Linked DNA regions of Homo sapiens: region 2 is linked to region 1. A link is a loop called in an ENCODE intact Hi-C map of the cell type or tissue named here. Cell type or tissue: psoas muscle. All regions are shown on one strand. Links, peaks and the distances in the headings refer to the core of each region. The heading gives the core; the rest is flanking DNA.

Region 1 (2,914 bases), core at 223-2,722:
TATTTTGCTTGAAGATAACTTTTAAACTGAACTAGAGATTGAGTTTCTCATCTGGAAAAACACATAGAGGAAAAATACTTTATGCAACAAAGCAATTGACTCCAGACCAGGGAGGTCATCAGCATTGAGCATGCCTGGAACTCACAGACATCTTAGGGTAGGCTTGGACTTCAGCAAGCCATGGATTTGAGATTCAAGGAAATTTTACACATGTTTGAAAGGTCAGAAGGGCTTAGCTGATATAAGGTTTATGTGTGAGGAAGAGATGACCATTTACTTCAATAACTGCACACTCACCCCACAAAAGACAGTACATGTGAGCAGATAACCCATGTTGCAGACCAATGTTTCTATTTACTGAGTAACTATTTTTTTTTTTTTTTTTTGAGATGGGTTCGCTCTGTTGCCCAGGCTGGAGTGCAGTGGCACAATCTCAGCTCACTGCAAGCTCTGCCTCCCAGGTTCATGCCATTCTCCTGCCTCAGCCTCCCGAGTAGCTGGGACTACAAGCACCCACCACCACGCCTGGCTAATTTTTTGTATTTTCAGTAGAGACGGGGTTTCACCGTGTTAGCCAGGATGAACTCGATCTCCTGACCTCGTTATCCACCCACCTCGGCCTCCCAAAGTGCTGGGATTACAGGCGTGAGTCACCACTCCTGGCCTACTGACTGACTATCTTTATCAGATGTTCTCCAGTCAAAATAAAGAAGTGACAGACAACAAGATGGAAGTTACAAGAGAAACATTACTATAAGATAAAGAGGAAAAACTCCAAAAGCACTCAATTTCAAAAATGTTCTAAAAATGAGAATATAAAGACTATAAGGATCTTCTTATGCAAGACACAAATCTCCAGTGCCATGAAGGAAATAATTGATCTATTTGACTACACAAAGACTAAAATGGACAAAATTCATTTATGACATATGTAATTAAATAAAAAGTCTCAAAAATGATAGCAAACTTAACAGAAAGTACCTCTGGGAAAAGGATGGGGAGAGCATAAAAACAGCCTTTACTTTTTTTGTTTGTTTTTGAGACAGGGTGTCACTCTGTTGTCCAGGCTGGAGTGCAGCAGTGCAATCATAGTTCACTGCAGTCTTGACCTCCTGATCTCAAGGAATCCTCTCACCTCAGCCTCCCAAATAGCTCAACCACAGCTGTACATCACCATGCCCAGCTATACTATTTTTTTATTATACTTTAATTTCTGGGATACGTGTTCAGAACGTGCACGTTTGCTACATAGGTATTCACGTGCCATGGTGGTTTGCTGCACCCATCAACCCGTCATCTACATTAGGTATTTCTCCTAATGCTATCCCTCCCCTAGTCCCCCACTCCCCCAACAGGCCCCAGTGTGTAATGTTCCCCTCCCTGTGTCCATGTATTCTCATTGCTCAACTCCCACTTACGAGCGAGAATATGTGGTATTTGGTTTTCTGTTCCTGTGTTAGTTTGCTGAGAATCATGGTTTCCAGCTTCATCCATGTCCCTGCAAAGGACATGAACTCATTCTTTTTTGTGGCTGCATAGTATTCCATGGTGTATATGTGCCACATTTTCTTTATCCAGTCTATCACTACAATAAACATACGTGTATTGTGCATTTCTCTGAATTGTTTTGAGTTTTAATTAGAATGTTCTATTCTATTACTTGGAGTTTTTAAAAGCATGAAAAACACACCATAAAAGTAGACTTTTATTTTCAAAGTAACAGAGAAGGGACTGCGTACTTCTTATTTTTTATCGTTCATTCATTCCCCACATATTAATGAGCACCTACTAAGTAACAGGCATTATTTTAGGCATTATGAATTCAGTCATGAACAAAACAGACAAACTTATCTGCCCTCATGAGAGTATTTTATACTCTAATGAGTAGGAATAGACCATACAGATATAATAATGTCACTCAATACTTACATAACACTATTTACATCTGTCAATTCACAATGAGGCAGGCACTACTAGTATCTCCATTTTACAAATGAGGAAATTGAGGCACAGATTGTTAAGCCACTGTCCCAAGGTCACTCAGACACTGCACTGGTTTACCCCCAGGGTCCATGCTGTTAATCAGTGGTCCCCAACATTTTGGGCACCAGGGACCGGTTTTGAGGAAGACAATCTCTCCATGGACTAGTGGGGTAGGGGATGATTTCAGGTTTCGGGATGATTCAAGTGCATTACATTTATTGTGCACTTTATTTCTATTATTATTACATTGTAATATATAATGAAGTAATTATACAACTCACCATAATGTAAAATCAGCGGGAGCCCTGAGCTTGTTTTCCTGCAACTAGACAGTCCCATCTGGGGGTGATGGAGACAGTGACCCCCAAAGTGTCTGCATTCACTGAAGAAAATCCTGATTCCCAAAGATAGGATGTTGGAAATGGAAGCAAGGTTTTCAGTGCTTTTGTGGCCATCTCGGGATATTTTGCCTTGACTTTAATCAAGAACGTATGGAGATTTGAAGTTTTCTCAAACATACTTTTAAGGCCACCATCATTTGCAATCACAAGCAGTTCACCCTCTTCCGTCACGGACAAAGTCAATTCCCCTGGCTTATTCACAAATGGGTCACGGATCCATTCCTTCCCAGTTTGGGGTCCTTTGCGGTTGGGTACTAATGCTCTAGCTCTTTTGAAAGCTGAGATAGGTGATCATGCATCAGCTGGGAGAAAGAAGCCCTGGCTTACTCTCTTTCAAAATCTCTGCTAATGTTTGAAACATGTCAGAAATCACAAGGTTCATTCATCACCCCCATAATTCCAGTTTGGCTTTGAAGGCAACCACTTTATCTGCTGACTGGAACACAGCTGTCATTCTCCCCTGAAGTGACAGATTGAGTTCATTGAGCAGGTTGAATACTTCACACCACTAAGCAAGTTTTGTGACCCAT
Region 2 (2,914 bases), core at 134-2,633, 59 kb after region 1:
TTCCTCAGCACACTGAGCCCTTGTCCAGGACAAAAACGCTGCTTATTAAGCACTTTGCCAACCACTGAGTTAAATTCTCTGTATATGACGATTCACTTAGTCCTCACAACAAAATATGTGCTAGTCGTATTTCCATTTTACAGTTGAGGAAACTGAGTCACAGAGCGATCACGTAGCTCCCCAAGCTCCCATAGCTAGTAAGCACTGAGAGGGATTCAAGCCCAGGTACTTCCAGGTACTTCCTGCCTTGATCTTATCAGCCACGCTGGCTCTGCTGCTTTACTGCGACATGGCTGCTCAGCCCAACCCCACTCTCAGCTGGCCTGGACTGGCCTTGGCTAGTTGGCATGTGACCGTGGTGGGTGCCACATGCCCTTCCAGATACCCATCGGGCCAGGGGATGCATTCCCCTACATGCCCCTCCCCAACCCGGTCTATACCCTCCGCAGGGGAAGCCTCCACCTAGTGGACACAGGAGTGTGAAAGCACCTGCCCTGCTTCCATCCACAGCAGCCCAGGGCCCCGGGTCACTGACCAAGGCCTCTGTTGACTACTGACTACATGGAAGCTCAACTCCCCTCTGACAACTCCATGCCCCACAGGTGCTGTAACTGTGAGCACACCTCAGAGCCAGTGTCCTAGGTATAGCCCGGAGACAGTGAGCATGCAAGCAGATGGCCCCTCTGTGGGGGTGGCTGGAAAGCAAGCCATCTGCCCAAGTGTCTGAACAGACTGGGCCTGGGGAAGCCCATGGCAGAGATCTGGACCTGGGGAAAGGACCTGTCTGCTGCCCACTGCCAGGGCCTGGGCAGCCCAGGTGATGCTGCTGGGTGCCATATCCCCACGTCTCAAAACGCGTTTTGCAAACACAGCTCCTGGCATCTTAGGGAGCAGCAGGGGGCCTCCTGTCACCTGGTAGTGTGTGTCTCCTCACCTTGAATCTGGAATAAATCCCTGCAGGTGGCAGACTGGTAGCCTGGAAGGGAGGACTGTGGAGGGGGTCAAGAGGCCTCCCCTCAAACACAGTGTGGGGGACAATGAGCCCGATGTACCCAGAGATTTTTATTTGAGACCTGGAGCTCTCCCGCATGAGCTGTGTGAGTTTGGGCCATTGGTTTGCCCTCTCTGGAAGCCACCCTGTCACATGGAATAAAGGGCGATGAAAGTTACATGTTCCCAAGGAGACTTTCCTGTCAGGGCAGGGGACACTCAAGGCCATTTCCCCTCTCTCTTCCCCAACCCCTGCACCCCATTAGGCCTCAACTAGGAGGGGAAGAAACAGACAAGAGATCTCTCCCATGGACTCGGGTCCCAGACAGTCCTCGATAAGCTGAGAAACCTGACCCTTGGCAGCCCTGAAGGACTCCGAAGTAAAGTCTGTGCCACATAATGGAAAATATTATTCAGCTGAGCTTTAAATAGCTGATGTGATGTGTCTGGGGCTGGAAGGTGGCCCGTGGAAGCTGCCAGAGCAGCCGGTCCCCACATGTGGGGCTTGAGAAGGACCCTGAGTCACTTCACGGTTCAGAGCTTTGCAGGGTCCTAGGGGCCTCCCCAGGAGCACCTGGTTTTACTCAGGGTTCCGAGGAAACCACAGCTGTTCCCCACCTCCCACACACCTCAGCGGTGGTCAGAAGGTTACAGACAAGCATTATGCTGCATTAGCATCCTAAGAAAGCGGTTCTCAAACTCAAGGCGGGGTCAGAATCACATAGAGGACTTGTGGGCTCACAGGCTGCTGAGCTCCAGCCCCGAGTTCCTGATTTAGGAAGCCTGGGGGCCTGAGAAGCTGCACTTCCAACAAGTTCCCAGATGCCATGCTGCTGCTGGTCTGAGGCACACTTTGAGACTCCTGGCTTGAGGCCAGCTGTACTAGAATCACCTGGGAATCTCTAACAATCACAATACCCAGATGACACCACAGACAAATCTGACTCAATGGGGTTGGGGCCCAGGCATTAGCATTTTGTAAGGCTCCTCAGGTGATTCTAAGGTGAACCCAAGTTTGCAAGCCATTGCTCCAGGGAGTCAGGATACCACAGGGAGAAAACCAGGAACAGCTCCAGGCAGCGTACCATCAGGGACAACTGGGAAGTGGGATAACGGGTGCCTCTAATGCCTCCAGGAGCCACTGGAATCCCAGCTAGAAGGGGGCCACTCAGCTGCAAAAGGCTTTTGGGAAGAGCCTGATGCTGGTGGGCTGCTCACATGGACCACATTTGGGCTCCTCACTGCTTAAAATGGGCCTGGGGACCAACAGCATCACTAGGAGCTTGTGAGCAGTGCAGAATTTCAGGCTCCACTCCAGAGCTAGCAAGTCCGAATCTGCACTTGAACAACATCCCTGGGCAATTATTGTGCACTTTAAAGTCTGAGAAGCAATGATGGGCGAGGTAGGTGAGATCTGCCAGCACCTGAGTAGGGGGTGGAGGAAAAGCCCAAGGGTGTCCCCAGGGCTATCTAGTCAGTTCCCCAAATCCAGATAACGCTGGAAAGCTGAGGTGCTCTTATTTATACACAAATCGCCTGGAGAGCTGGGTGTGTGTATCTAAATCTGTATCTTCAGAACTCCCAAGGAAACTCCCAATTTGCCAAGACTAGGATTCCAAGAGGTCCTCTCCCCCTCTAATCATCTGGCTGAACCCTCAAACCTGAGACCATCAAACCTGGATGGAGTTATAACCTGTCCTAACCAGAACCTGGCCCAGCGATCTTGAACATGGCCAACACATTAGAATTACCCAGGTTGCTTTAAAATCTCTTCTGCGTCTGACTACATCAGAAGCTGTGGGGGTGGGGCCCAAGTGGGAGGGCTTTGAAGCTCCCCAGGTGACTCCAATTAGAACCAGGGCGTGCCCATCTTCAATATTCTCTCCACTGACCTCCCTCCCACAGCCTTCACCTCTGCGTAGCG

The links. Hi-C counts contacts between places; a loop is a spot of excess contacts. Peaks named below come from ENCODE experiments on the same cell type or tissue, not always from the same donor. Only the 100,000 strongest peaks of a DNase experiment are listed, where the experiment ranks them.
Region 2: a loop joins it to region 1, with 2.1 times the contacts of the local background. A loop is called at or near these places in 2 of 110 quality-filtered maps.

Annotation. Positions count from the first base shown.
Region 1 is chr20:19,083,836-19,086,749 of GRCh38, reverse strand. No RefSeq gene overlaps it. Among named protein-coding and RNA genes, the nearest start is that of SLC24A3, 130 kb to the left of the region's middle. In psoas muscle, for the core only: no CTCF peak of the experiment used is centred there; no DNase peak of the experiment used is centred there.
Region 2 is chr20:19,024,912-19,027,825 of GRCh38, reverse strand. No RefSeq gene overlaps it. Among named protein-coding and RNA genes, the nearest start is that of SLC24A3, 190 kb to the left of the region's middle. RefSeq lists enhancers at 1,301-1,350, 1,731-1,780. In psoas muscle, for the core only: no CTCF peak of the experiment used is centred there; a DNase peak (open chromatin) is centred at 1,454.